Regions from separate parts of the Mus musculus genome. Here regions 1, 2, 3, 5 and 6 are each linked to region 4. Evidence: chromatin loops called from intact Hi-C (ENCODE). Cell type or tissue: left cerebral cortex. All regions are shown on one strand.

Evidence for each region. Hi-C counts contacts between places; a loop is a spot of excess contacts. Peaks named below come from ENCODE experiments on the same cell type or tissue, not always from the same donor. Only the 100,000 strongest peaks of a DNase experiment are listed, where the experiment ranks them.
Region 1: a loop joins it to region 4, with 2.9 times the contacts of the local background. A loop is called at or near these places in 7 of 42 quality-filtered maps.
Region 2: a loop joins it to region 4, with 2.0 times the contacts of the local background. A loop is called at or near these places in 3 of 42 quality-filtered maps.
Region 3: it touches region 4 in a loop (2.0-fold over the local background); 3 of 42 quality-filtered maps call a loop at or near these places.
Region 5: a loop joins it to region 4, with 2.0 times the contacts of the local background. A loop is called at or near these places in 3 of 42 quality-filtered maps.
Region 6: it touches region 4 in a loop (8-fold over the local background); 33 of 42 quality-filtered maps call a loop at or near these places.

Annotation. Positions count from the first base shown.
Region 1 is chr3:67,622,691-67,627,690 of GRCm38, reverse strand. No RefSeq gene overlaps it. Among named protein-coding and RNA genes, the nearest start is that of Mfsd1, 42 kb to the right of the region's middle. In left cerebral cortex, a CTCF peak has its summit at 2,914 (motif pointing left); a DNase peak (open chromatin) is centred at 2,829.
Region 2 is chr3:68,375,260-68,380,259 of GRCm38, reverse strand. The region is part of intron 4 of Iqschfp (Iqcj and Schip1 fusion protein); the gene reads right to left. The region is part of intron 1 of Schip1 (schwannomin interacting protein 1); the gene reads right to left. Among named protein-coding and RNA genes, the nearest start is that of Gm22073, 170 kb to the left of the region's middle. In left cerebral cortex, a CTCF peak has its summit at 2,616 (motif pointing right); DNase peaks (open chromatin) are centred at 3,385 and 4,735.
Region 3 is chr3:68,341,955-68,346,954 of GRCm38, reverse strand. All of the region lies in intron 4 of Iqschfp (Iqcj and Schip1 fusion protein), which reads right to left. All of the region lies in intron 1 of Schip1 (schwannomin interacting protein 1), which reads right to left. Among named protein-coding and RNA genes, the nearest start is that of Gm22073, 200 kb to the left of the region's middle. In left cerebral cortex, a CTCF peak has its summit at 2,928; a DNase peak (open chromatin) is centred at 3,002.
Region 4 is chr3:68,540,932-68,545,931 of GRCm38, reverse strand. The region is part of intron 5 of Iqschfp (Iqcj and Schip1 fusion protein); the gene reads right to left. All of the region lies in intron 2 of Schip1 (schwannomin interacting protein 1), which reads right to left. Among named protein-coding and RNA genes, the nearest start is that of Gm22073, 4.3 kb to the left of the region's middle. In left cerebral cortex, CTCF peaks have their summits at 1,487 and 2,551 (motif pointing right); DNase peaks (open chromatin) are centred at 2,604, 2,814, 3,261, 3,691 and 1 more place; H3K4me3 peaks cover 403 bases; H3K27ac peaks cover 1,523 bases.
Region 5 is chr3:68,385,785-68,390,784 of GRCm38, reverse strand. All of the region lies in intron 4 of Iqschfp (Iqcj and Schip1 fusion protein), which reads right to left. The region is part of intron 1 of Schip1 (schwannomin interacting protein 1); the gene reads right to left. Among named protein-coding and RNA genes, the nearest start is that of Gm22073, 160 kb to the left of the region's middle. In left cerebral cortex, no CTCF peak of the experiment used is centred here; a DNase peak (open chromatin) is centred at 2,586.
Region 6 is chr3:68,057,416-68,062,415 of GRCm38, reverse strand. The region is part of intron 4 of Iqschfp (Iqcj and Schip1 fusion protein); the gene reads right to left. Among named protein-coding and RNA genes, the nearest start is that of Schip1, 4.9 kb to the left of the region's middle. In left cerebral cortex, CTCF peaks have their summits at 986 (motif pointing right) and 3,073; DNase peaks (open chromatin) are centred at 3,051 and 3,977.

The DNA.
Region 1 (5,000 bases), 920 kb after region 4:
TGGTGGTGGTGGTGGTGGTGGTGGTGTTTTGTTTTACATCTTACTCTGAAGCTAAAATTTCTGACTTCCGAGTTAAGTTTAAAATTATCACACACTTCTACAATGGCTCAACAAGAGCATCATGTCTGCCTTTCTGAAGCAGTATCAGCTCCAGAACCATCACTATGACAACACAATATTTCCCATCCATCCCCATGTCTACCCTGACTTGAAACTGCCAGCCATACCACATCCTAGTCAACGGAAAATAAAAGCCCTCAAACTGCAATGTGAACTCACTATAAAAGTGATGTATTCGCTGTGTCAGATTCAGAACAATTAAGATACTGAAACAGAGCCAAGGTACAGAGCAGTCAGGAGCCCACACTGTAAAATACAATACAAAATCGTTTCAAAGCTAGCATACATATCTAACTACAACTCCACATAGACTATGAAAATGGGTAGTAGATCATCACTATGATTTACTTAACAATTTCCTTCAACGATACATTCAGTTGTTGCCCCTGTAGGGCATACACCCCAAGGCACACATCCTGTGGAAACTTGATTCTGTGGTTAATACTGACCCCTACATTTGCTATGCTTCTTCCTACACTTACATATACAGGATAAACTTTAACTTATTTTTTTGTTGGATATTTTATTTATTTGCATTTCAAATGTTATCCTTTTTCCCGGTCTCCTATCCCATCCCCCCTCCCCATGCTTCTATGAGGGTGCTCCCCTACCCACACACACCTGCCTCCCCACCCTGGCATTCCCCTACACTGGGACATCAAGCCTTCACAGGACCAAGGGCCTCTTCTCCCATTGATGCCTGACAAGGCCATCCTCTGCTACATATGCAGCTAGAGCCATGGGTCCCTCCATGTGTACTCTTTGGTTGGTGGTTTAGTCCCTGGGAGCTCGGGGGGGTGGGGGGGGCCTGTTGGTTGATATTGTTGTTCTTCCTATGGTTGCAAACCCATTCAGCTCCTTCAGTCCTTTCCCCAACTTCTCCATTGGGGTCCCCATGCTCAGTTCAATGGTTGGATGAGAGCATCCACATCTGTATTTGTCAGGCTCTGGCAGAGCCTCTCAGGAGACAGCTATATCAGGTTCCTGTCAGCAAGCACTTCTTGGCATCTGCAATAGTGTCTGGGTGTGGTGATTGTATATGGGATGGATCCCCAGGTGGGGCAGTCTCTGGATGGCCTTTCCTTCACAGGTGGGGTAGTCTCTGTTCCACACTTTGTCCACATATTTCCTTTAGACAGAAGGAATTCTGGGCTCAAAATTTTGATATGAGTGGGTGGCCCCATCACCCAAACAGGGGCCTTGCCTATCCTCTAGATATGGTATCTACAGGTTGTCCCTCCCCTTTGTGGGGTACTTCATAGCAGCCTTATTTATAATAGCCAGAAGCTGGAAAGAACCCAGATGTCCTTCAACAGAGGAATGGATACAGAAAATGTGGTACATTTAAAACAATGACTTCATGAAATTCACAGACAAATGGATGGAACTAGAAAATATCACTCTGAGTGAGGTAACCCAGTTACAAAAGAACACACGTGCTATGTACTCACTGATAAGTGGATATTATCCCAAAATCTTGGAATTCCCATGATACAATTCACCAACTATATGAAGCTCAAGAAGAAGGAAGACCAAAGTGTGAATGCTTCAGTCTTTCTTAGAAGGGGGAATAAAATACTCACAGGAGGTAGAGGATGGGAGGAACTTGGGAGGAAGAGAGGAGAGAAAGGGGGAAAGGGTGGGCAGAATCAGGTATGGGAGGAGATGGGGATGATATGCAGAGGGTCAGGAAATTGAACAGAGGTGTGTAGCAATGGGGGATGGGGAACTAGGGGTAGCCACTAGAAAGTCCCATATGCCAGGAAAGCAAGAGCCTCCCAGGACCCAACAGGGATGAGATAAGCTGAACTTTAATTTATAATGAGGCACACAAAGTGACTAATAGCAGTCAGTAATAATAGAACAAAACAACAATAAAAATATAATGAAATCTTGTGCTTTGAGAACATTATTGAATAACATGAGGGTTTCTTTGACACAAGTGCTATCGTACTTCATCTGATAGCCTAAATGACTACCAAGTGACTAGCAGGCAATTAGCTTATGCAGAGTGTATATACCTGACAGAGCTGATTCATGGGACAAAACAGTATAGCAAAAAAATCCGTCACACTACTCTGATGGCACACAATTTAAAACTTAGGAATTGTGCGCTGCTAGAATTTTCTATTTCATACTTTTGGACTGTGGATGACATCATACAACTGTCATCTCAGAAAGTAAGAATGAGGATAAAGGGGAACTACTGTGTTCTGTTTAGTAGCTTCTCTGATTTGAAGTAGTAGTCTGTGGCACATAATGAAGGCAGTACAGACAGTGAGTTGTGTAGTGACTTGCTATTTCTTTACCAAGCCTTGCTTTTTGGGGAGTGGGGGGGGGGGCAATTGTGGTGGAGTTAAAGAGATAAAAGAACATTCCCCTGACGTCTGGTTTTATAAAAAGAAGCCCAAGCTTGCCCTGAATGAGTTGCCCCACAACATATAGTTCTCCTGAACCTTAGACTCTCTGCTGAAAAATGAAGAGAATAATGTGTCCCGTGTTTACCTCCCAGAATATTCTGTACAATAGTCACCCACCATAAAGACCCACTCTCAGCTCACTGTAACTCTGTTTGTATGAAAGCAACATAGTAACGATAGATCCAGACTGATAAGTGAAGGGTTTGTTGGTAGGATTAGGGCAGGGGGGTTGGGGGGCTGAAGGTCCTCAATGGTCATGTCTCTTCTAAGGCCATCATGCTGTAGACAGCCCAAACCCCATTCAGGTTTTCATCCACATGAGGGTGAGGAGTGGGAGGTTGAAAACTATCTGTGGTCTTTATTGCCATCCAGTGGTGAGTTTTCAAAATAACATCAAATTATTTTCTAGTGCATTTGAAACAAAATTAAATACAGATAAAACATTTGTTACATTAATCTACAGTAGAATTAATGACACCCACATCCCTACCACTTAAAAAAAAAAAACCATAAACCAGGTGTGGTGGCACACGCCTTTAATCCCAGCACTCGGGAAGCAGAGGCAAATGGATTTCTGAGTTCGAGGCCAGCCTCGAACTACAAAGTGAGTTCCAGGACAGCCAGGGCTATACAGAGAAACCCTGTCTCGAAAAAACAAAAAAGAAAGAGAGAGAGATTGAGAATAAAAATAAATATATTGATACTCTGTGTGTGTGTGTGTGTACAGATAGATGCATAGGTACATTGATATATAAACAGATAAGCATACACTAATGATTTTTGGAAAACAAAACTTGGTAGAAATAAACACTTCCTGTCTGGGGATGTTCATGACTCTCCAATGAATAGCTTCCTATATGAAAGGGAGGCCTCTGGGGACTACATGTAGCTCAGTGGTGATGGTCAGGCATGGAGTCCTGCTTTCAAACTCTATCACCTCACAAACAGATTTAACAGACAAATGTTTATCTCTACACAAACGAGTGAGTGAGAATCTAGTGGTGTTATCATTATTATTATTATTACTAATTACTTGAAACACTATGCTGGCCTCAAACTCACTATCCTCTGGCTCAGCTTTCTGAATATTATAAACAGCACCTAAGAGTTCTTGGGTGGGGCCAAAGCCAGTGATCTATGCAGAGGGCTGCCCATCAGACTGAGGCCCACAATGTGCTGACGTTCATCAGCAAAGCAGAGGTATTGCTTGGTTGACAAAGTTAGTCACGTGTGTGAAAGGCCAGGTGAGGCAGCACTGAGTCTCTCAGCTTCTCTCTGAGAGCTTGTCACTAATCTCAGATGACAGCTTCTCAAGAAATAACTAAGCATCTGCCAGTACCCTGGCATGAAAGATTACAGGGAACAAAATGAATGAAAAATATGTTTATTTCCCTCTGCAAGCCAAAAAAGCTTTCTTCTTGTTGTCCAGTAGACTTTAAATCCAGTCAGAAGAGTGGTGAACTGTTGGCATCCTGAGGTATAGAGGACCTCCATCTCTCACAATGTCCGGACCCAGTCTTTGCTGTGCCTCCAAGGCCCAGGCCTCACCATGCTGGTCCCCAGCACTCAAGAACTTGAAGGCCCAACTCCTCCTCAGGCTTGTGTCTCACATACAAGGACTCAGTACCTCCTGCCTCAGTAGTGTCTCTCCTTCTGCTCCCTATTCTATGTCCATCCTTGTTGGCTTTTCTGGGGCAGAGATGACTCACCCCTGCATCCTGCAGCAGTCCCTCCTGGTCTGACTGGTTTCTTCATGCTCCAGGACACTATGTCTATGGCATTATCAGTATCTTCTTCAAAATACATCTGTTAGAAAGGGTTTCCCACTAGTCAGGACAAATCAAATGCAGAGATCATTACTGCATTAGTAGAATTACTACAGTTGACTCATGCTGTCTGACGTTTCCAACAGTGTGATATCTGGAAGTTGGGGAGCAGGGTTCTGATAGCAGGGCTCAGTCTGAGAGCAAACATGTGAGAACTGGGAGTCTGTAAAGAATGTCCTAGAGTCTAAAGGCAGAAAGTCTAGAGTGCTGGTGTCCAAGATCAGAAGAGGGGACTTCCAGTTCCAGTGAAGAGGGTGGATTTACCTTCCTCAGCCTTTTGACTGACTGGGCCCTCCACCAATTAGATGGTGCCATATTGGGTAAGGGAGGATCTTCCTCAATCTGATTCAAATGGCAGAATCCTCTGAGGAACTCTCACAGGCAAAATTAAAATAACCATGTTCTATGGGCTCTCTGGGTTTTCCTGCTCAGTCAGATGCACTCGAGAGATGAACCGTCACAGAGCTTATTCCATGACTACCCTGCTTAGGAAAGTCCTTCCTCTCAGACCTGTTGCCGGCTCTACCATCTTCAGCCATGTGGGCCCTCTGTGCTCGCCATCTCTTCTGAATGTCCCTCAGCCTGTCCTTGTGTGGCTCACCTTCTGCTCAGCACCCTTCTGTGTCTTCCTCTC
Region 2 (5,000 bases), 170 kb after region 4:
GTTACAGGACATAAGAACTTGGATCCTCTCGGGAGGTGCCTTCGAAACTCTTGCTGTTGTGAGCATCGTTAGAGAGCATCATCTGGTCTATCCTCACATTTAGTTAGCAAACCAAGGTACCTGGTATTACAGTAAGCATCTCATTAATGTAGAATGTGAGGACAATCCACTGTTTTCTGAGTCAGCCTTAATCTTAGCCAGACTCAGAAGGAGAACTTGGTACTTGAGAAGATGAAAATATTTCATTTCATAAGTGACACAGCAATAGTAATAGACATTAAAGAAAACTATTTTTTTCGCTTAAGAGGATTAAATCCCCAGGACTCAGCAGAACATTTCAAGTGACCCCAAACATAAATGAGTTAATGCAGTTTATACTACCAATTATCTGGTCAAAGCACCACCCTTCAGAAAGGTAGACCAGCCCTGGAGAAACAGGCTTGCCTTAAGCCACAATAAAGAGAGAGACAGAATAATTATCCTTTTCTGTACACTACTGTACTTTTCTTTTCCAGAATTCCCACCCCACCCCAGAGTAGTCCTTTCACTGTTATGAGATGTGGCTGGGTCTGTCCATCTTTCTGAGTACTGACTCAAAAAGGCATAGTGATTTCTTTTTTATTTATTTTGGCCTTTTCATTACTTGCCAGAGAGAGAGCCTAAGTATGTCTTTTCAGGATCTCTGGGTCTCTTATTATTTCTCTCAGATTCTCTCCTCTGTCATGTGGCTGCTTGTCTCTCTGTGGCTGACCTCCATCCTGGCTTGATTCGACTGACACGGCTTTCTTCCCGCCTTCTCTCCTCCATGCTCCTCCTCCCTGCAGCTGCTGACATTTACAGCTCGCCCGTCCCGCCCTGGGGATTTTCCAGTAAACTCTAATAAAACTGTCCACTTTGAATAAACTTTGGTTTTGCTTGATTTTCAAACCTTTCCTGCCTTTTAATTCTTTAATCAACAGAGAAAACAAACCCGTTCTTGTATCCCTTGACAGTACCATAAGAAATGTAAATTCTATGTGACATGTTAGCATTTCTTCCCCCTTTGTATAGCAAACTGTGTGTGTGTAGAATGGGAGAGAGAGAGAGAGAGAGAGAGAGAGAGAGAGAGAGAGAGATCTTTGGCTGGCTAGATTTTACAACTTGACACAGGTTAGAGTCATTTAAGTCATTTAGTAAGGAGGATACTCAACGGAGAAAAATGCCCCATTAGGCTGGCCTGTAGGCAAGCTTTTGGGGCACTGTCTTGATTAATGATTAATGACTAATGTAGGTGCCCCTATCCCTTAGGAGGCAGTGCCACTCTCTAGTGGCTAGTCCTGGATAGTTTGAGATAGCAGGCTGTGTGAGCCATCTGGAGCAAGCCAGTAACAAGCATTCCCATGGCTTCTGCTTCAGTTCCTGCTTCCAGGTTCCTGTCCTGACGTCCCTCACTGAGAGCCACTGACCTGAGACTTGTAAAATGAAACAAGCCCTTTCCTCTCTAAGTTGATTTTGGTTATGGTATATTATCACAGAAATAAAAATCCTAACTTAGGCAAGTGTGTATTGTGATACTGAATGAATTATATGTAATCTCTAATAATATCTAAATTCAGCATGTCTTGGTCTTAATTATATAGACATAAATCATTTAATATTTTACTTATTTTCCCGGAGACAGACCATTTTAAGTATGATAGAAATATCTTATAATGGCCAATTCTGTTTTTTTCAAGTGTTTTAATAGCTAGTACATGGGAAGTTTTTCTTCCTCCCTCCCTCCCTTCCTCCCTTCCTCCCTTCCTCCCTTCCTCCCTCCCTCCCTCCCTCCCTCCCTCCCTCCCTCCCTCTCTTCCTCCCTCCCTCCCTCTCTCCCTCTCTCTCTCTTTCTTTCTTTCTTCCTTTCTTTCTTTCTTTCTTTCTTTCTTTCTTTCTTTCTTTCTTTCTTTCTATTGTTTCCCCTCTCTCTCCCTCCTTCCCTCCCTTTCTTGCTTGCTTGCTTAATTGAAACTGAGAATATAATGCAATGATAAATTTCAAAAGGAAAATGTTAGTTATTTTACTTTCTATGACTTTTCTGAAGGAGCCCTTTAGCCTTTGCACATTCCATTCATTTAACCATAAGATTTCTGGGAGACTACACACACCTGAAATTCTACACCCACTTAATGAGTTTCCATCCTCCTGTCTGGAATGCTTTTCCTACCTGCATAAGGTCTCAATGTTCTGGTGAACCTAGCAGACAGGCTGCTCAGACCTCCCAGTTCCTATGGTTACCTTCGAGCAGCTGCTGTTTCTTGGGGCGTATGTATGCGCTCTTCCTACAGAATCCTTAGGCTTTGCTGCAGGCACCTGTATCATTGTCTATTCTCCAAGTCTTGAGCTCCAAGAGAACCATGGTTGCATCTGTCTCCTCTATTTCTACCGTTTCAGTGTCCTGTCCAGCAGTACTCTAGCTCCTGAAACACGCTATTAAAGAAGAGTGAAATTTAAAAATCTTGTGAAGAATAATTAAATTGACTCCAAAGTCTAATGTAGACTAGTCATAGTAATTGAATTTCTGTCAAATCATCAGCTGCTCCCGCATTCAAGAAACCTTTCAGCTGTTGTAACCAAACACCCTGTATTTGATTCATGCCAGTAGGGGGCTATCAATAATTTAATTCTGTCACAGCCTCAGAATGAGCAAAAGAATTCCAGGTAGTTATCTTTTGAGAGCATGAATAGTTCAAGCTACAACTGACAAGTATTGGAAAGGCGAGATAATTTGGCTGTAGTTCCTTCTTTGAAAATTGTTTATTTTAGCCTGCTTCTATCATCTTACATTAACAGCCATAGTTCAAAAGGAATTATTACTTTAATATACTAGAATTCTCTTCTGGTCCTAGGCAGCCATGCAAAGCATGCTTTAAAACTATAGTCCCTTGATAAATTTATTTCATGCAAATTTGACTCTGGATAAATATATAAATGTTTTCACCCGTAAACTCACACTTCAGGTCCTGCTGGATTGGCACATCTCATGTGCCAATTGCTTCCTCATTTAAATTAAGGGAGGAAAACAGCTGTAAATTTTATGACCTAGATAAAAATCATATTTCTTTGCAGTCTCTTACTCTTAGAGCTTGATAACTTAGGTCCTGAGAATTGATTTAAAAAAAAACAATCTAATTTCCTGCTTGCTATTTATGGATTTCTCTCCTTCTCTGTTCTTCAATTAGCTTCAGCGGGGAAAGCAGAATAGCCAGTGTGATGTTTATAGATTTGAGTATCTCGTGTTAATTCAAATCTAAAATACTGCAGAATGAGAACACCAGTTGCTGGTTAGTCTTCGTTGTTAACTTGATTGGATTGTAATCACCATGGAAACACATCTCTAGGTGTGTCTGTGAGGGCATTTCCTGAGATAGTTAACTAAGAACAGAACACCCACCCTCGTTGCTCCATCCCTGGGGGCTGGGGTTCCAGGTGAGCACCAGAATCACGCTTGCTTCCTGGCTGCAAAGACAAGATGTCCCTTTGCTCTAGCCATCGCAGGAAAGGCATGGACTACACCCCCTACTATAACCCGGAACAGATCTTGCTTCCTTAAGTTGATTTTGTTAAGTATTTTGTCACAACATGAAAAATAACTATCAGAGCCACCAATGAAATCTTTTATCTTCTTCAAAAGACAACATTTTGGTATGAATCCTTTTTTTTTTTTTTTCCTGTGACTCTTCTCATCTGCCTCTGAAACTAACGAACAAAACAGTCTCATGTTTCTCCCGAAACATCCATTATGTCAATGATAACCCCATTTTTCTGGATGGAAGACAGTTGAATTGCTGCTTCCTTTTATCAAAGACTCTTGGTTCCCACAAGGGACAATATTTGTGATTCCAAAAAGCTCTTCCCACCCTAAAGCTTGGGAACTTTCAGACTAAGTTGAAATGCTGAGTTAAGAGGCAGTTAACACACTGAGGTTTGTCAAGGGGAGTGAGGAAGTGGGACTCGCAAGGAAGAGTGGTTTGTCATTCATTTATGTGGTTATCCACTGGCCCAGAAGCACGGTGTCACACAGAGGAGTTGATTCTGAGTCTCCCTGTGCAAGATGGAATGGAAATGGGGATGGAATTACAGGGTAACCATGCTGTAGACAGAGGAGACTCACAGACCAGTGTGAGGCCTACGACTAGGACTCTGCCAGTGGTTCCCACACTTAAATGCTTCCCAAACCTGTCGGTCACTCTTCTTGCCCCAGCTTTCTGGCTGGAGATGGTTCTCCCTTCCCCCATAATCCTGCAAATAAAAATCAGGAAACATGCACAGGTTCAGAGCACTGGCCTTGGGCAGCTCTTTGGATGGATCATTTACTAGACAGTTCTGGTAAAGAAATATTTGATTTATTGACCTCAGATAAATGATACAAAAGGGAGAGAGTCACCGGGAAGCACACTGGACAGTGTGAAGGGAAGTGTCAGGGAAGATGTATATGTACAGAGGCTCCATTCTGGAACTTAAGTTTGTAGTGTCTTCAGGAATTTCTGGCTCTTCTTATAAAGTACAAAAGCCTGAGTTGTATGCCGAGCTTTTTATGGATCAGGTGGAGCTGTGGCAACACTGGAGTGCAAGTTTAGTTCCTTTGTTTGTTACCCATAATTTCCAGCTTGTGTTGTCAAATTTGCATTTGAAGGCGCTATTAAACCACAGCATCAAATCCGATCATGGTTGCTGCAAAATACCAGAAATCATAAGAAATGGGAGAAAACTCTCTGGAAAGAATGGCTCCAAATGTGGTAATTATGCAGAACGGTGACGAGCCTCATTCACACATAATGTCTACTTTGGGTGAGGGAGGAAGTGCTGTACAAACAAATCGGAGAGGAACCTGCAATTCCCATCAGCTGAACGCTGTGCTGACGCTCCTGTGGCCAGACAAGCAAGTATCAATTTGCAGTGGAGCACCGCACCGGGGGAAATCTGTCAAAATCGGTTTGTAAGTCATAACAAAGGAAGATACATTTAGTTTGTTTGTCTTT
Region 3 (5,000 bases), 200 kb after region 4:
TTGGTTATGAAAAGAAAACTTACATAAGAGAAAATGAAACCCCTTGTTGGAAAGGACCCCTGTCATCTGGGCAAAGAACTCATGCGTTAGAGTTGCAGTTGGAGAGAGCTGCTGTCCACATCAAATAGAAGAAGGCTCATGCCTCAGACTCTTAATTACTGAGCAAAGGGAACTTAATTTTTTGTATGTATTCCTCTTTATCTAAAGATGCATAAGAATCTGAGAAAGCTGAACTTCATAGACGCTGGCCCCTCACTGCCTTTATTGAAACCCCAGGTCTAACATATCATACTTATATAAACTTGGGTAAGTTATATAACCTCTCTAAGAGTGTGATTCCTCACCTGTGAAATGATGTTACACAATAATGACATCTTCCCCACAGGGACTTAGAAAAGATTTAGTATAAATACATTTGAAATGGTGAGCAGCTCAGGTTTAGCAGGCATTATTACCATCTAGATACATCATCCTTGTCCCACCATCACTACCACCATCACCACCACCACCATCACCACCATCATTATCTAGAGACCATGGTGATTACAATCTGCAGAGGAACATTGTCCCAGTGGCCTCTGAGCTCTTATTATTTTATAACTTTGTATGAAATCCAGTTATTTTTGTTCAGTACTTTACTTTATAGGACATTACAGTTTGAAAAAATAAGCACAATAATTATATCAAGCACAAAATAAATTAATCAATTTATTGATTATTTAGTTATCCATTTTTTTCTGATGTCTAATTAATAAGTGTTTTCAGTGTGGCTTCATGTCTTTTGTATTTTTGTGATTGTTCTGAATGAATAGTGTAGTTCACCATGAAGTAGGACTTAAAGGTTTTTCTCTAGTTGATAGCATAAAATACAAAAAATCAAAATACATAAATAGAAAGTCCAATTTTTATGTCTTTACCATATGTTGCACTTTTGAGATAGATTCATCCAACAGTATCTTCAATTTTGTCTTAGAGAATCTCAGAAATAAAACATGCAGATGTTGGTCTCAGTTAATAAAGCAAATCCATGGCTTTGTTATTTATCAAAGTGAAGAAGTGTTTTCTTAGCTTCAGCAATGTCATTTATGTTGTTAATTATCGTTGTCTTCATCTTTGTCCAAAAGGAAGTTTTAGTTCTGATCTCTTTATATTCATACTGACTTGAAATCTGGCTTTTAAAAAGTTAGGAAATTCAATAGTCACCTCACTTAATCAAATAAACTAACACGGGGAAAACAACCATGGCACGAGCCTTTTAATAAGATAAGAACTTGGGTCCAGAGAAAAGACTTTCCTGGCTGAGAAAACCATTCATAGGTATCTGATATTTACTATTCCTGGGGACGATGTTTTAATATTTACTGCTTTGACCTCAATATTCTAACTCTGAGGACATTTTTAGTATAATCATTGCAGCTAGGGTCACACCAACATAAAGTAATTAGGTTCATGAAAACACTTTCTGGATTAAGACCTTTAGGCCAACTCTACTTCCCAATTAATCTTCAATAGACTGTGCTTAATGATTTGTAAGTTCTTTCCATTTTCTTTTTATATTACTCAAATTATTTCCACCAAGATCAATTCTTTTCACTAAATCTTATGTCAGTATTCATTTTTGTCACTGATAAGTTACTTTAAAAATTATTATAGCTTTGGACACAGTTTTTCTCTTATACTCATTATTTATGCAAAGTGAAGTTTCCTTGGAATAGTATATTTTTTCACTAATTTTAAGATAGTAAATTTTAGCAGTATATTTTTAGTACTGATAGAGCTTTCAATCTAATAGTATGTTAATCATTTCTATCAAGAGTATTCTTGAGGAATTTTTAAAGTTTTACAATGTTCAGATCAGAGCCGTTCTGTCTGTTCCTTCAAACATCACTTGTGAATGAGAGAGAAACTTACGATTCTTTCTTTTCGGGAATATCAACCATACTCCAGGGCAAGCCCGGTGCCCAGGAGTAGTTGGCCAATATAAATTGGACTTCATGGGGTTTGTGAGATTTTTGTTTTGTTATTTTTGGCCTATTACTTATTTGTTTTAATATTCACTTTTTGAGAGGGGGAATGAAGTTGAATGAGCAGGGAGATAGAGAAGGTCTGGGAGGAGTTGGGGGAAGGGACATCATACTATCAAAATAAATTGTATGAAACACTTAAATATAACATGAAAGATTTTTTTCTAGCTTTTAAAAATATATACAAGACATCATTATTATTTTCCACAGTCATTCTATTGTACAACATAGTATAAGATTGCATCACTTACTATGTAACTTAGTATACAGTGACTAACTTTTATTGAATTCATAATGATTTTTTTTTGTTTGTTTACAGCAGAGGGTCTTTACCTCATAGTAAACAAAAAGTAGTGAGGGAGAGACCAAAAGGAGCCTGTGACTAGATACAGCAGAAGGACACATGTCCAATGAACTACTTTCACCAAATTGCTCCATTTCCTATCATTTCCAGGACCTCTGGAACAGCACCACCCCCGGGGGACTGACCACTTCACCAGGAGGTTTTTGCGGACAATTCCTATTCAAGCCATAATGGTAGAGTTTCAAAACACAAGCACACCTGCTGTGATGGGCAAGGCTGATTTCTGAGTTCTCCTTCTGATTGCTACCTATGATCTTTGCTAAACAACACCAAGAATGTTACAACTCCATATTGCAATGCTATTTAGAACATGAATTTCAGTTAATCCACCCTCCGTGTGAGCAAAGAGGGTAATGGCTTTTTCAATGCCATTCTATACTAGAGCATGGGTCCAGGCAAAAGATGAAACACTACGCTAATGACAGCTGCGGGAGAGATAAACCATCTTCCAGCTTCAGAAATTGTCTGCCAATAGATTTGGTTTCAAGCTTCACATGATGAGTGTTTGATGTGGAAAGGAAACAGGGCACCCTAGTGGAGACAGATGAAAGGGGGAGGCCACAGGGGACTCCCTCTGCAAGAGGCTTGGAACTATATCTGGTGTTTCAAGTGTGAAAACAAACTGGGTAGATGTCTTAAGAACAAGGAAAAATAATACTGAATCCAACTCCGAAAAAACAAAAACAAGAACAGGTCAGTTGCGGCCCATCACCCTCTACAAGAGCTTGGATTCCTGCCTGGTTGATGAACAAGAGAGAAGGTGGTTCCATTGCTTCCTGAGGCTCTCTGTTGGTATTGTCCTCTCAGTGTGTCCCCCATAATGCATTTGATATCTGCCGCACTTTGCCACTGCACTGCCACCTCAGGATGAACCTCTACACTCCATTACTTGTTTCTCTTGCCTAGGGAGAAGGCTGGGCCTGGCGGAAGAGCACTGGGCTTGGGGAAAGAGAAGCTGAGACTGAATTTAACTTTGCCACGTACTAGCTGTGAGATCCTGAGCATGCCTAGCCCATTTAAGGCTGGGATTTCTCATATAATAAATGAAAATAGTATCACTAAGAGCTACGGGGGCGGGGGGGGGGCGGGTAGTTACATGAGGCGCTTTTTGGGATTGCCCAGTGTATAGCTGATGAAGACAGACCTCTCATGGTCTAGATCAGTGGTTCTCAACCTGTGGGTCATGAATCCTTTGTGGGTTGAAGGTCTCTTTCACAGGGGTTGCTCACTGTTTTCCAGACCTACAACCTGCTTGCTTACTGGACAACCTTTGCAAGCCTGAGTTCCCGCAGGCCCTACCTATGTTCTGGACGACTCCTACTCACCATTGGAGCATCAAGAGCTCTTTCTCTCTGGAACCTTTCTGATGTCTCTACTCCACTGGAAAATTTACAAGCGTCATACTTCTGCTGGGCATTGTGTATTCCTTGATTATAGATTTTTTTAGTTGAGGAAATATATCTTCTCAGTAAGATGGAAATTTTATAAAGGTAGAGATTTGACTTTTATTTTGAATCCCTAGAATGTACTGTTTTCCAGGGTTATACTTAACCTAGATACGGTAAATGACTATGGCTTAAGAAAAAGTAGGCTAATCAAGCCAGTTGATTCTACACTAAGGCCAACAAAAGGTAAACGGACTGGGTATTGGGCTTGCCCATCATTATGGGTAAATTAAAGGTAGAAAGGAAAGAAATTGGGGGATTGGTGGTCTTATTTAGAACACCAGCAATCTTCTCTTTGCTAGAGAAAGCATTTAAGCTGTCTATTTTAGGGTGAAGATGCTAAGGCACAGAAAGGTAAGGACTTTGTCCATTCATTAATGCCAGAGACAGACTCTTACTGACCTCTCTTCTACAGAACTATTTCCCTTGAATCTCATTGCTTTGAAAAGATCCTCAAATGATTTCAAATATTGGGATATCCAAAGACTGACACTGAGGCAGGATGGATTTATTCAGGAGCACTGGAAATCCTGAGAAAGTTATCAAGGCTCTAAAACTTGGCCCCAGTCTGCTGCTGCTGCTGAGAAGAGAAGGTGAACAGAATGAGTGGAGTCTTGTGACTGGCAAGATGGCACATGTTTGGTCCAAATGCTGTAGTAATTTCATGGTCTACTGTCATGGGAACTATGTGTTCCTTCATCTGTTTATTCCTGATCATTTCTACTTATGTCTTTGGGGTTCATTTTTGACAAACATACATGTTAAGTGTTTGATTTATAAATTCTAGTATCAGTGTTGGAGACAGTATGGGAATCTACACCTATGAATTTAGGCTTTGATTCTCTAGATGTAGCAAGTTGGATCATTGCCTACTACCATGTCCATCTCCCGGACTTCTGGACGACCTCCCTTGCTTCCAGTGCTTAGTCAGACCAATCATTCCGCAGTGCTGAGCTTTAAAGGGCATTGGCTTTTGCCTTCACCTAACATTTTGAGTCATTTCAGTGGCTTCTTCAGGATCCTTGTGGCCTGAGGGCTCATCTCCTCTCATTAACTTTATGTGTCTCAGTGCTCACTCCCCAGGACTCTAAGTCATGTGCGGGCCTCTGCTTCTACAACTGCTACCTAACCCTGCTTCACACTAAGCTAAGCCACAAATGGAACTCA
Region 4 (5,000 bases):
GGAACTCCTAATTAGAGATCATCCACTCAACATAGATACAAACACACACTAATTTGGAGGAGGGGGAGGAAAAAAAACCCAATCTACAAAAAACAAAACAAAACAAAAAGCCAACCCCCCAGGCAAACAAGCAAACAAACAAAACCCCAAAAAAACCGACAACAACAAACCAGGAAAACGATAAAGACAGAAGCATACAAAGAACAACATTCTAAAAATCCTTTTTAAAAACCCCTCATATTGTTGTAATCTTCCTGGTGGTTGGTTCTTCCACAGAACCATAGACAGCACTTAGAAAAGCATGCTAACCTCTCCACGTACTGGGACACAGGACAAATGCAGATGCAAACTCAGATCATCCATAGAAGGCAGAGGGAGGGGACAGGGAGAAATGGCATCGGGGCAGGGGGAGATGAATACAAATATGAGCCTATAATGAGATATAGTCAGGGCTGGTAAGACAGCTCAGCAGGTAAAGGGGCTTGCTGCCAAGAGTGATGACCTGAGTTCCATCCCCAAGATCCACTAGTAGAAAGAAAGCTGAACCCCAAAGCCTGTGCAGTGCGCTCTCTCTCTCCTCCCTCTTTCCCTCCATCCCTCCCTCCCTGCACACACACACACACACACACACACACAGAGTCCACAACTTTTAAATGCTCTGCAAGTGTCTTGGCTTTTTACAGCTCCCACTTAGCATTGACTGAATACAGTCCCAGTTCCCATGTCTGCAAGAAATCTATGTGTCACAAAGATGAACTCCAAGGTTGTCCATGGAAAGGCAGAACAAATACCTAATGTCTACCATCTACATCAAAGGCTTCATAGTGGCAAACTCACTTGGTGTGTCTAATCTAGTGACAGGCACAAGACATGCTGACGTCTGCTCGGCTGTTCCAGTCACTGCACACAGCCATAGCTTAGCTTCCTCCCAGGGCCTCACTTAGCCACTGAGGCTGCAGCTCATCTGTGGGCGCTCTCCTCCACTGTGGGAAGAGGCAGCAAGGGCTGGACGAGGCCATCCCAGCAGTGGATGCATTGGCCGCTGGGCAGCGAGCGGTGTGACACTTGGTTAGCAGCAACAGTGGCTCTGCTTGCTAAAACCAACCAGCTGGCAAACACCTGCCTGTTTTCCAGAACATTCCTCAGTTCCCAGATTGAGAGATTCTATCTGTCCTTCAGTGCCCTCCAAAGATCATAGCTGTTCATTTCTAACCCCTGCTTTGTGCAGAATTCCTCCTAGCTGGAGAGCTGCCTCATTTCACACGTGCCTTAGAAATTGGCTACAAGCAAAACAAATCAAAGACAGATTCTCTATTTTTTTTCCCCCTTGGGTGTCATCTTCTTGTCTCTGTCTTCCCCCTGCCCCCTACAACTCAAATCCGGGAAAGCAGGGGAAGTCTTGTGCCTCCAAGCACACAGGCCAGAGGAAGGCTGGAGGTAACACATCTTCACCAGCGGCTCAGGTCTGGCTCCCAGTGGCAGCACAAGCTGATACAGTGTAATAAAAACCCACACAGTGAGCCCACAGCACCAGTGTGGGCACACTGTAGCTAGCCCACAGCACCAAACAGCCACTCAGGTGTATCTTCTGGGATACTGGAATACTTTGTATACCATACAGTTTACAAACACAATTGACTGCTCACTTTATCACAGTGTCTTATTTATGTGTTTGCCTGCCTATCTATCAATCTACCTTTATTTATTTAATTACTTATTTTATTTTAAACCGTTTCCCTACAGTCAGGCTGGTGGGGAACTTGCTATATGCAGCCCAGCCGGGCTTCCTACTTGAGCTCCTCCTGCATCTGCCTCTTCAATGCTGGAATAATAGTGGTGGTCTTCATCTACCCAGGCACTATCCACTAAGAGTGTAGGTCTTCATCACATACCTACGCCCTACCTCCAAAAGGATATCCTGCGTCCTGGGAAGAGACCCACTTGGACATGATTAACAGAGATGACCAGATCTGGACCAGGTTTGCATAAAGTTCTTAGAGTAATGGTCAGGAAAGCCCCAGCATGTTTGCTTAGCCTTTTGTTTTTGAGATGGGGAAATCTCACTTTATACCCCAGGCTGGCCCTAAAACTCACCAGTAGTTCAGGCTGGCCTCAAAGTCACAGAAACCCCGCCTTAACCTGTTATGTGTTAGATTCACAGGTAGGAAGCCACCACATGGGAGTCTGTGTGCTGTGTTATTTTTTAAAAAAAATTAATTCATTTATTATATGTAAGTACGCTGTAGCTGTATTCAGACACTCAAGAAGAGGGTGTCAGATCTCCTTACGGATGGTTGTGAGCCATCATGTGGTTGCTGGGATTTGAACTCAGGACCTTCGGAAGAGCAGTCGGTGGTCTTACCTGCTGAACCATCTCACCATCCCCCCGGGTGCTGTGTCTTAAAGTGGATCAGAAGGCTTCTCATTAAACTCATGGTTTATTTGGCTCACAACCACCCTCTTCTGTGAATAGCATAGCTCTGGGGCTGCTTCTGTGAGGGAGGAGGTGGGAAGTGAGTCTTTAGATTTTACAGTCAATGCTTTATTGAAGACACTAGGGGTCAGCAGATTCCCAAAAGTTGTGAGTGAAACCAGGAGCCCTGGCACCTAGGGCGGGGCCCGGTGCTCAGGGCGTTGCTGGAGAGATGCCCACAGCAGCCCGAGTCTAATTACTATTGTAGCCCCTTCCATATACAGGCCCTCCTCTTAGCAGTAACTTTAACTTTCATTTGGGTGCCTGACGTCCTCCTGCAAAGCCTGGGTGCTCTGAGACGATGATCTGATGCTGGAGTTTGTGCTGCAGCCCAAGCTAATTTACATAATACCTCCCACAGCATAGCCCAGGCTGCCAGTTCAAAGAAATATGACCTTATTTGGGCAGTGAGAGCCAAGAGATAAAATGGGATGGAGGTGGGAATGAGGGTAGGGGCGGGGACTGAAGAGGTGGCTCAGCAGGCAACTAAAAACCAGCACTGGTCTTGTAAGGAGGACTATTCAGTTCTCAGTACTCACAAGCACCCATAAAGATTGGGGGAGGGGAAATCTAACAGCTTCTGGACCCCGCAGGACAGGCACCTGCATTCACACATTTGTATACACACATACAAACTTAAATAATTGAAATAAACTAGAAGATTGAATGGGGAGAGGCAAGGAAATTTGCTAAGGACAACTGATTCTTCTGACAGAGTTCCTGGAAGTCCCCCTACCCATCTTTTCTTCCAATTAGATAAGAAACTTACTCTGGAGTCATATGATCCATACTCTGGCAACAACCAGGTGTGGCAATGTGGGATAGCTATAAAATGAAGCTGACTGCAAGAAACACAGCAGGGGCTTTAATAAAAATGATACAGTTCTGAGAAAAATTCTATTAAGTAAAAGAAGAAAACACATTCTAAATCATGTGTGTGTGCAGGTATGAGTGTGTGCAGGGGTGTGTGTGTGTGTGTGTGTGTGTGTGTGTGTGTGTGCATCCCATGCTGGAAATAGAACCCAGAGCTTTGTGGAACGGCTTTCTTCCCTTGAGCTTCAGCCATATACCCAGAAGCGTTTTCTAAAGAACGTCCTAGCTGTTTAAAAGCCAAATCTCTTCTCTGTGAAGCCAGGTTGAATATGGATTTTTTTCATATTTGCATTTAGTGGCAACTTACATAACACACTGAGGGGACAAAGCGTTTCAAGTGGGAAAGCAACTGAGTTGTATGTTCAAAAGCTGCAAGTTTCATGCCAGACCAACCTGTACTGGGGGGACACCAAAACTCTGCAGGATGACTTAAAGGCCATGGACCCAGCTCCTGACTGGGGAGGAGGACGTTATATATACTCAAGGCTTCTCTCCTTTACAGTTGCTGTGCAGAACGTATCATTGCTGGTTCATCTTCCTTCCCATGTGCTCGTCAGTAGACGTGGTTTTTTTTTAAAGTGTTGATCAAAATTATATCCTCTTGTTTTACAAGAGCAGGGAGCTCCTGCCACTGTGCCTGGAAAGCCGAGAGGGTGGAGGACAGGCCTGCACTCCAGTTGTCTTCTGATGCCCATTGCTTATCAGCCCGAAGCAGTGTCAGGCCCTCAGAGCTCAAAGGCCTAGGCATTTCCTTCATGTGCAAAGACGGTTTGCTTTGGAACTCAGCAGAGAATCAGTAAGGGACCAAAGGGATCGATCGCTAACACAGCCAGCTCTCCACAGCACTGAAGATGGCATCTGTGGATCAACTGCAGATAAAAAACCATTTCTAAGAAGGATCGAGGGTAGGTGTGGTGGCCAAGAGCACTGGCTGCTCTTCCAGAGGACAGGGTACGGCTCCCAGTGCCCATACAGTGGCTTTCAGCTCTCCCTCACATCTTTTCTGACCGCCTTCTGCACCATGCCTGAACATAGTGCACAAATACAGTGAAAGCAAAGCACTCACACACATTAAATACATCTTTTTTTAAACAACAACAATGATGACGACATTTAGGCCTTCTAAGAAGGTTCCTGGGGACTCAAGGTGCTTACTGCCAATCCTGATGACCTAAAACCAATCTCCAGGATCCCCTTCATTCCTGCAAACTGTCCTCTGACCTCCACTCACGTGCTATAGCGCACACATGCAGACGTAAATCAATGTCATAACTTTAAAGCTGTGTCTGTGGTGAACATGTACAGATCTTAACCTTGTGATTATTCTCTAAAGAGCTTAGTGTAAAAACTTGCATCATGTTTGTTCCGTATTTGTTATTCTATGCAATCGACCAAGGGCTCATCATTTGGGGAGCTGTAGGTAATGGGCTGCGCATGTACACTACTTGGGAAATGAGCACTTGTGCATCTTGGTAACCATGGGGAGTCTTGGGATAGTCCCCAGAGGATACCAAGGGATGACATATGACTCCAGGGAACAGGCAAAACTGACGCCACCTCTCAACTTTCCTTAGTTTATTCCATTCTAAAGACCTCTTGAAGAGGTAGAGTTCCATCAACTCCGTTCAAATTGTGGCAATGCTCTTGGAGTTGG
Region 5 (5,000 bases), 160 kb after region 4:
AATTCCAACTCAATTCTTCATAGAGTTTGAAAGAGCAATTCTCAAATTCATCTCACTGCATTTTCTGCTCAACTACCTTCTCTCTGGCATCTTGGATGTCTCTTTTCCCAGCTTCGCCACACACTGAACTCATTTGACTTATGGCCTTGTTTGAACTCTGAAGCATTTGTCACTGTCCCTTTCCCCTTATTTTTGAGTTTCTTGTTTCTCTTGGCTTTTTCTCCCAATACTTACTTCTGGTTTCCCTTCTTTCTTTCTTTCTGCTTACCCATTTTCTACCAACTTCATGCTTAAGTCTAAACTCTCAGTATGATTACTGTATGGCTCTTTCCTTGGATGTCATGTGTCTTTTCTTTGCACTCTTGACCCTGGTTTGGGGACTTTATGTCCTTCTCTTTCTTATTTGTGGAGACTTTGCAGTTTCTAGCACACACTGCTCTCTTATCTTCCATGCCCATGCAGACAGTGGCTCCCTTGCTCATGATGTTAATATTCTGCTCAGACCCCCTTTAGGCCCATTTCTAGAATTTCTGTATGTCAAAGTTCTACTCTGCTCTCCACAGCCCACCATTATAATTGTTCTGTAGAGGCTGCCTTTGGCTTCCTGGTACTGCTTTGCCTGAATGCATTGAAAGATGCAACTTCTGTGTGCTTATGTGTCTTCCATTTCCCTGTCTGTCCCATTGCCAACTACATGACAGTGACCATTGAGTAGAGAATGTGAGAGACTTGTGCCTTACATGGTGTGGTACAACCAGGCTACAGGATGGAGTTAGAACTTACCAGAGTATTCTACAGCTGAGGAAGAGAAAGAGTAGACAGAGAAAATGTGTAGAACATGTGGCAGGTTTGACTCCTGTGAAGAGAGGAAGAAGGAGGGAGGACCGGGCAGAATAAGCCTCAGACATAGCCTGAATGGCTCTCAGAACATTCTGGAGAGTCTAATGTGGGGTTCCAATGTAGAGGCTGCTTGTAGTGGAGGCTTAGAAGCAAATCATATGACCCTATCTGTGTTCAGTTGTTAGCTAGTGGCTGCCCGGGAGGCGTGTGCTCTTGGTGAGAAGTTGTTGCCGAGGAACACCAGGAGATACCTGCTCTCGCTCAGTGTACCTCTAGAAGATGGACCCCAAATGCTCACTTCTCTGGCTCCATGAGTGGAAGCTGTAACGTTCTGTTTGCCCATTGGAGTTCTCTAGGATCCAGGCTCAACCTTATACTCTAGAACATTTGCCTGAGATCACATCCTTGTCTGACCCCTGCCTTGCTTCTTCATCAGTCTTTCTTCAGCCTTAGCAAGCTCCACAGAAAGAAGACCCTCCTTTATTAATCAGCTGCAGGTGGCTTCAGAGAACCCGATCTAAGGCACACAAATGTATCATACTTTTTCCCCCAGAAACTTAATAATCACATGAATCCTATTTTGTGGGGAGCCAATGAAGTCCTGAGTATATATTTACAATTGACAAGGGCACAGTCATGTCAAGGACCCCGTTGCCTCAGGTCCATAGGAATGGCAAGGCTTTCCTCCGTCAGGCCCAGATGGATGGAGAAACCTTCCTCTGGCCTAAGTATGCATGTTAATGAAAGGTTAACATTTAGCTGAAACCAGTAACTCCAGAAAGAAAGAAGGGACTGCAGCTTCCTCATGGATGACTGCAACCTGAGACTGTGTCCCCCCCAGAGTCTCCTCCTTCTCCTCATTCTGTATATAATGAATGAGTTGAGTTTTTGGGTTGCTGTTGTTACATCTCCACCACAGTGTGCATGGCCCACCAGATCCCAGCTTTTCTGTAAGCGTGCCTGTTATTCCCATAGCTAGGTCAATCCCTAAAGCACCACTGGCCACATCAGTCTTTTCACTTAAATCTTTCATTTTTCACAGCAAGCTGCACCTCCATGCACCCAGTTACTCAAGGCTGAAATCAGCACCAGTCCTTGATTTCTGTCTGTCTTTACCTTATGCACAAGGTTATGACAAAGGCCAGTTTCACTTGCATTTTTTTCAGCTCTGAAATGTCTGCAATGGGAGACTGTCTCCCTACAGCGGCTTTACTGAGGTTAGCTTACCCGTCCTTTCCCCCCTCCTATTCTCCTTTTCCTCCTCCTGGTCCTCTTCCTCATTCTTCTGTACATAGTGAATGAGCTGAGTTCATGGTGGGTCACTACTGTAATCTCACCTATTAGGGAGGACTACAAGTTGAAGCTCAGCCTGGGCTACATAGAGAGACAGTTCCAAAACAATGTTTTTTCCCTTTTAATTTTCTTGGGCAATTCTGTGCTGGTTAGTTTTAGCTGTCACCTTAATATAACCTAGAATTAAGTGGGAAGAGATCCACAAATGTCTGTTGTGGACATGTAGGAAAATCTGGCCTCTTGCGGGCAGCATCATCATTTCAGTTTCTCCCTAAGTGTTTGTTTCCAGCTTATTTTATCATAACAGAAATGAAACCAGAATACCTTTCTATGCCGTGGATCCCTCCTTGCCGTCTTTATGCTAGTGAATCTCCTTGGATATCCTAGCCAAACCCATGTCCCCAGCACAGGCCAAGTGAGCTCAGCACATAGCTGGTGTCTGGAGGAGGAGGCAGAACCCATAACTCATTGCCAAACTGTAGTGGTCATTCTGGAGGTGGCCAAGCTGTCTTTCTACTCATGAGTGTGAAATGGGATTTGCTTTTACAGTAATGTGCTGCTTTGTTCTGGGATGAACCTTTTGAGTTGCTGCCTTTGGTTAGAGAAATCTAAGGAAGAAGCCAGTGTGATCCGTACTCTTTGTGCAAAAGAAGTCCTTGGTTTTGGATACAATTGTAGGTAGCATTCCTTGTTTTGGACAAAGGGTGACCAAAGCCTCAGGCTGAGAAGAGGGGAGGTAACTGAAGGAGCATGGTTTCTCTTATTCCTCTCATAGAAACTGTCTTGCCCTTTAAGAACTTCTAAAAATGAAAACAAATATCCTGTACCTTCCCCTCTACTTGAACATACAATATACTAGATAAAATTGAAAAGAAGATCAAGGCAGGTAAGTGTTGTACACCTCAAATGTGTGGGAGCTGATGGTCTGTGGTCTAGAAGCAGGCAGATCGTCAGGGAACTTAGGGTCAGCTCTAGTTACAGCCCCCACCCCCATTAAGCTATCAGGTGAAGCCCTTGGGGGTGGATTGTCTGCTCTCACCTGCATTCCCAGAGTCTCCAGACTATAGCAGCCATTCAGGATTTTTGTCTCTTTGGTAATTGGACTGTTGCAGAATGCTTACTTTCTACTAGAAAGGTTAATAAAACTGATATTCTTCTAATTTTGTAAAATATAACGCAACCTATCCAACCAAGTTAGCTTGAATTTGATTGGATTACTCAGTCATTAGAATTGCACTCCTCCTTGCTTACTCTTGAAGCAAGAAGCATCCTTCTGGTCCTGTTCATTGGACAGTGTGAGAAGAGTGTTAGCGCTAACCCTCCTGTGGTCACTAGTGCAAAAGAAAAATAACTTTCACAGAGATCTAGATGGCTGAGGAAAAAGATCAAGAGGAAATGTGTGTGTGTGTGTGTGGGGGGGGCATTCATCTCTCAGTTGTCACAGATAGCCTGGATGAAGCAAAGAAAATGACCATTTGTGGATATATAGATACATATTCAGTCCACAATATGTAATAAATATTTCCATAGATCCCCATTAGCTACCCACCTCTTCTGAGACATTTGGTAGGCTGTATTGATACACACACACAAAATATGCAAAATGAAATTGAATAGAACTGTGACCATTACTGTCCGCTATCAGTGTCACTGAATTTAGAATCACCATGGAAACACCTCCGAGTGCTTCTGCGAGGGTGTTTCTAAAGACCATGGTCTGGGGACCCAGACTGCTAAATCAAGCTGACTGCTACCATCTTCCTCCCTCATTTAAAAAACACAAACAAAAACAAAACCCCTGCATGCTAAGAGACAGCATCCTTGGGCTCTCAGCTCTCCAGTTTCTCACTGCTGGTGGACTGTGTCCCCAAACTGTGAGCCAGAGAAAGCCCACCCCTTTGTAATTGCTTCTGCAGGTATTGTATCACAACAACAAGAAGAAAGGCAAGTAATCCAAGGAGTAGAGTAAAAACATCACTCAAAAGTCAAGGAGATACTGTTTAACCTCAAACAATTTCAGACGCTTGGTTTATTGGAAGCTTAATATAACTCAACAGGGCAGCTCAGCTGCCAAGAAAACACCTTCTGTCTTTGGTTTGAGCTAAGAATTCATGATTACAGGTGGAATGCTGGGAAGAGAGGGTGGTCAGATTACAGTCTCACTGAGACCCGTAAGCCATATCTGGAATGGAATTTCCCCCACTGAGCAGGATTGAACCCTGAGTTGCACACACGGCAGGTACATTCTACCATTGAGATTTGTATCTCTGTGTTGCTGGTAAAACTTTAAAAGACATGTACACTGGCAATTTCTAAATGGTTTTATGCTTAGTTGGGAAAGTAGAGACTATGCTTAAATTTACTGGCACTACTGTGAGGAAACAGGTGACAGTGAAGGACATGAGGACCCCCTCTGCCTTGTCCATCAACTTCTGCCTCTGTGCAATTTGGGGAAGATTGGCTCCTATAACTAAAACATAAAGTCCAATGCATGTTGTGTGATGAGAGAGTCCATGCCAGATTAAATATGCATTAAGTGACTATGGAAGAAAACATCAATTAGAGAGGTAGAATGTGGGGGAAAAATGAGTCACAGAGGAAATGAACCATCATGCACAACCCGGCTCAGTTCAATGAGGAAGAAATCTGAAGTTAAAGAGTCTTGCAGATAGACAAGGATATTCCTACTCTGATCATAGCTCAAGAGCATTAGGTATTTATATATTCTCTCTCCTGGACCCCTAAATCTGTGTTCACTAAACAATTGCATCACAAGCTTGCTTCCCTCATAGGCTTGCTTACATAGAGAGAATGCACTGGTTGACTCATCGGAAGATTCTGGGATCTGTGATGGTAATAGCTTCCAT
Region 6 (5,000 bases), 480 kb after region 4:
TAACATCTGCTAATAGCTACAAAAAGTACTATTTCTGGTACCAGGTTCTGGAAAATTACACCCTAGAAGATGTTGTGGAAGTTAGATTTTATTAATAAGAAAATATTTCAAGTCTACACAAGAAATAAAGAAATCTGAGTATCTCCCTTAAGTTACTGGTATGTTTGTTACAAGAACTGCCAGTCATGCCTAGGGAATTATATAGAGTCTGTGCAGGTATACAAGTTGTAAGGCTTGCTTGATTTAGTAGTGATCACCATGTCCCAGTGTCTTAGTGTGGTAACAAGGTGCACAATAGCCCCTCAGATAGTTTGCAGAAGGAGTGTGGAACTAACAAAGTGGATTTAATTCAGGATGTGAGTAACTCTGCCGTCTTATCCCACCACAGACATCTCGGTTATAATAGGCAAACATAGAGAGCCGAAGGACCAAAAGATTTCCAAGCAAAGTAGCTATAAGAGTGGAGCACATCCAGTCTTCCCACATCCCACTTCTCTTTGGACCCTAGCATGTTCTTCATGCGATCTGGTGAGGTCTGGTACAATGTTAATGAGGGCTCAGTGTGCATGTAAGACAAAGAGCCATCTTCTGTCACTTAAGCTGTAGAGCAGGGACAAGACCATGGTGAGGACAGGTGTCTACAACCAAGTGAGATTTCTTTTCTACCGTGTTTATTGAAGGCACATTACCTGGTGACTAGTGCTCTGCCATCCACACACAGGTCTTGATATTAGCTTTCAGATCCCAATGGCATCTTCATTATATTAGGAGAGTAAACGAGTCAGTGATCAATGAAGTCACAATTTTGTACATCAGTCAATATTTAAGGGTTAGCAATTTAAATTTTTATTTATTTCTTGTTTTAGAAAATATCTGTTTTTAGTTTAAAATTGTATTATTAACAATAACAATAATTTATTTTATTTTTATGGGGTTTTGCCTGCCTCTATATACATGTCTGTGAACCACATCCATGCCTAGTACCTGTGGAAGCCAGAAGAGGGCATATCTCTCCAGGGCTTGACCATGCCCTCTCAAATATGGCCTCTTTTTCCTTAATCATTATTGGTGTGTGTATGTTCATAAATATTCAAATGCAGCCTGCTAAGTCAGTTTAGTGTTGCCTGTACTTAAATGATTTGGGGATGACTACTAGGTATTGGGTAACCAATTAGAGGCTCGTATCCAGAGGAAACTACTTTTCCACCTGTCAGCTGTCATTACATGCCTGTAGTTCTTTGTCTAGGAATGAGGTCCCATGAGAATTTCACCTTCCATATTCTCATGTCTATTGGTGCTGTTAATGTTCATGTCTTGTTTAAGTAGCCATATTGTTGAAGTATCATAGCTTTCTTGTTATATCTAGGAGGTAAAATCTCACAGCATAATTTCTGACCCCTTGGCTCTTACAAACTTTTCTCCCCGTTTCTTCCACCACAGTGTTCCCTGAGCCTTGAAAAATTTTAAACCCCAAACCAAAACAGCTTGTTCATATTTTAAAACCTGCCAGGGTAAAATTATCTTCAAACAATAAAATTAAGAAATATTGGGGGAAAGAATTTGTATTATCAATGAATATTCAAAGACTTAAAGGGAAATGTGTGAAGACGTTTTTATACAAAATATCTTTTTGTACACTGTCATACATTGTTCTTTATTACTAAAATAATTTCTGAAACTTTGTTCATTAATTTTCAATCACTCAGTTTCAAGAGAACGGGGTCTGCTCTATGTAAATAGGAGTCTCCCCCCTTTTCTCATATGGTTGCTCTATTCTCCGTGCTATTTGTGGGTCTGAGACACAGGGTGGGAGATGAAATTTGGATACTGAAACACTAAGACTCAAGAGACCTAAATCTGTAAAAGCTGGATACAAGCCTATAACTTGCCTCTGACCCGGAAAATTTGGGTTGTTAAATTATTAAACATAACACAAGGCTTTCATTCTCTATAATTCCAACACTGGAAATTGTATTGGAAAGGGTCACTACAAAGCCTCTTTCAGGGCCCAGTATGCTCTTCCCCCTGAGTGGGCATGGCTTGACTGCAAATCCCTTTACACACCAGATTCCTCCTGGTGTACTTAAAATCTGGATATTAGAGATCCAAAACGAGTAATCATTACACGTGATGTGAGACTGACTAGCTGTAGCTCTGCCTTCAGGGGCATGGTTGACTTTAGAGTGTTTGGAAAGCCTTGGCGGATCTATTGAATCCATGAATGTCTAGAGACTCTTGCTAAAAGCTAGAGCCACGTGGACAATGCCAGTAATCAAATGAGCTGACTGCCCCTTTCTCCAGGACAAATGAGGCACTAGGATCTTCAGGTGGTCCAAACCTTTTTTCTTTGAACTTGCTCAGAACTACAATCCTTCTGCGTGGGACTGGGGTGATCCGTGGAACCTGGGCTTTCTGCAGCTGCTGGTATGAAGAGAACCCCTCACTCTGCTTCACAAGGGTCTCATAATCCTCTGGAAAGATGATCCGCAACTCCTCCACTACGTGTGAAGTATGGTCTCTCGGGAGATGTCCACTCATGCAGACACAAAGACTAAAATTTTGTTTCATTCTCAGAAAGTCAAAGGCTTTGGTAAGAATACATGCTTAACGATGTACACTTTTTATTATGTCGTTATCATACTATGCACCCACATATACACATGTTCATTCTAGGACAAGCTGATTCTGATGGGTTAATTTGGAGAATCTCAAACAAGTGTGGGGCCCCATTCAGTACCAAGTCAAAAACCTCCTCCCTGTAGTGTACACTGTTTTCAACAGTGCTATGGAAATGAGAAAAGTGCACTGAATATCATCAAGAACAGATTCAACTATTTTTTTGAGAGCCTCTAGCCCCCAGGCTCTGTGCTGAGTTTTACAGACAGCATGTCTTTTAATCTTCACAGCAATACAAACCACCTGTGAGGTGGGTATTACTTCCAGTGGCAGATGAAGAAGGACTTCTCAAGTGATGTCTTAGATGCACAGAAACAGTGGGGACCCCTATTTTAGCCACATGGCTTTATCAGACCACTCTCAGTCCCTGTACCATACTGCCTCTTACAGGCAGGAAGATGACATGACACCCACCCAGAGGAAGTGACCATGTCTAGGAGGGCAGAAAGGGTCTTGGCAACCATGTCAAGCCAAATGGGATTAAAAACTTGTAAAATCTCAGCCTTTGTCTGCCTGAGTGCATGCTAACGACTTCTACACAGGTCACCATCTCAGAGTCTGTGTCCTCCTAGACAAATCACAAACCACAGGTACTTTCACTTTGTACTGGTACTCTGACTGTTGTTCTTGCAAAAGAAGAAATGTTTCTGAGATAGAAAAGGTAACTTTTCCTCACCTCGACACTTACCATTTCCATTCCCCAATTACAGTTGCTATTCAAATTTCTTATTTCTAAACCCAAACTTTCCAGTTACAACATGATACACTACAGTATGAGGGCACTTAATATGCAAATTGCTAACATAACTTAATATTATCTCCCCTCCTGTTGCTCTTTAATTTGGCGCTGAATAGCTGAGGTTTGAGATTTTAATCAAAGAGCACGGAGTAAGGCAATTTATAAAATCAAATGGGCTTTTTCAACTGTTTCATTCAGTGTTTAGAGCTATCAAACTGTAGTCTTACAAATGCACTAGCTGATTGCTGCCCCTCCTCCTTGAGCATGCCTGAATGAAGGCTTGCTTTCAAGCTGTGTGAAATGATGGAAGACAGAAGTGGGCAAGCTCTGGTCCGGTGTGTAACCCAAGGGTGGCTACTCATCTTTCAAATTTCATTTCCATTGTCTGTAAAATGGAGATAATAATTGTGCCTCCTTCTCGTGGACACTGAGAGGACTGAATGAGGTAACCCCTGAGAAGTGTTAGCCAAGAGCCAGGCATGTGACAAATCTTCAGTTCTTCTTAAGGGGGAGTTGAGAGCTCATGCTCAAACACGCCCGCTGTTCCATATTTTAAAGCAGACACATTCTGGGCTCTATATTAATCACTGTGTTCTGCCAAAACAGTGAGCAGAAGCACCCAGAAGAGCCATTCTCAAGTCAGTGAGAGGATTCAGTTTGGATCAAGGAACTGGTTCCCTATGGGATGCACATCTGGGACAGGCAGTAACTGAAGCTATGACCGTGTGTGGGTGGAGAACAGCTGATCTAGCTCCAGAGACAACACAGGCAGTCAAGGAAACTGGACAGGGTCTAGGCAGTTACAACAAGAGGTTCAGCAAACTACAAGAGGAGCACAAGTCAGGCCTAGGGACTCTCCCGGAGGGCTTGTGCTGAAGGTTTGAAGAAATAAAGAAAGGATAATACGATGTGCCTGGCGGTTTGTAGCACCAAAGCTCTCAATGGTTTTGTTGGTCATTTGTAGAACCTGCTGCCTTTAAGACAGGAGCATCCTGTGCCTTGCGTAAACTTGAGCCAACTCACAGTGGGCAGGGAAACCAAGCCTCCGAAACAGGGCCTTCTGAGAGCGGTAGAGGGCTGTGTGCTTGACAGGTTGCTCAGAGTAAATCATACTAATTTTCTACTTTGTCTTTATGTGGGCTGCAAGCCCCAAAAGATGTAAAGATAAGTTTCTGTAAGGGGTCTTGCTGCAGTGATGAGTGATGACCATGGAATATAGAAGAACATTTATCCAGTTATATTGACTTCAACCCACTAAGCACAGGTTTGTGTTGTTGTTTTTTTTTTTGTTTGTTTGTTTGTTTGTTTGTTTTTTTAACATTGTGCCTTGTAGGATAGGGCTATAGCTCAGTGGTAGAATACTTGTAGACCTACATAGGCTTGATGCCCAGCACTGAGAGAATACAATTAAGTCTTGGATATTTGCCTATCTGACACCCTGGAGGCTTGGAAACAGTTCAATATCTAATATTGCTTATGTCTTACATTTTGTGTGTGTCTTATTTTGTACAGTTGCTGTCACATGATTGTCACCGCTAATATCAAAGTCATCGATATGATCAATGGCCCCTATTAGAACTCTGAT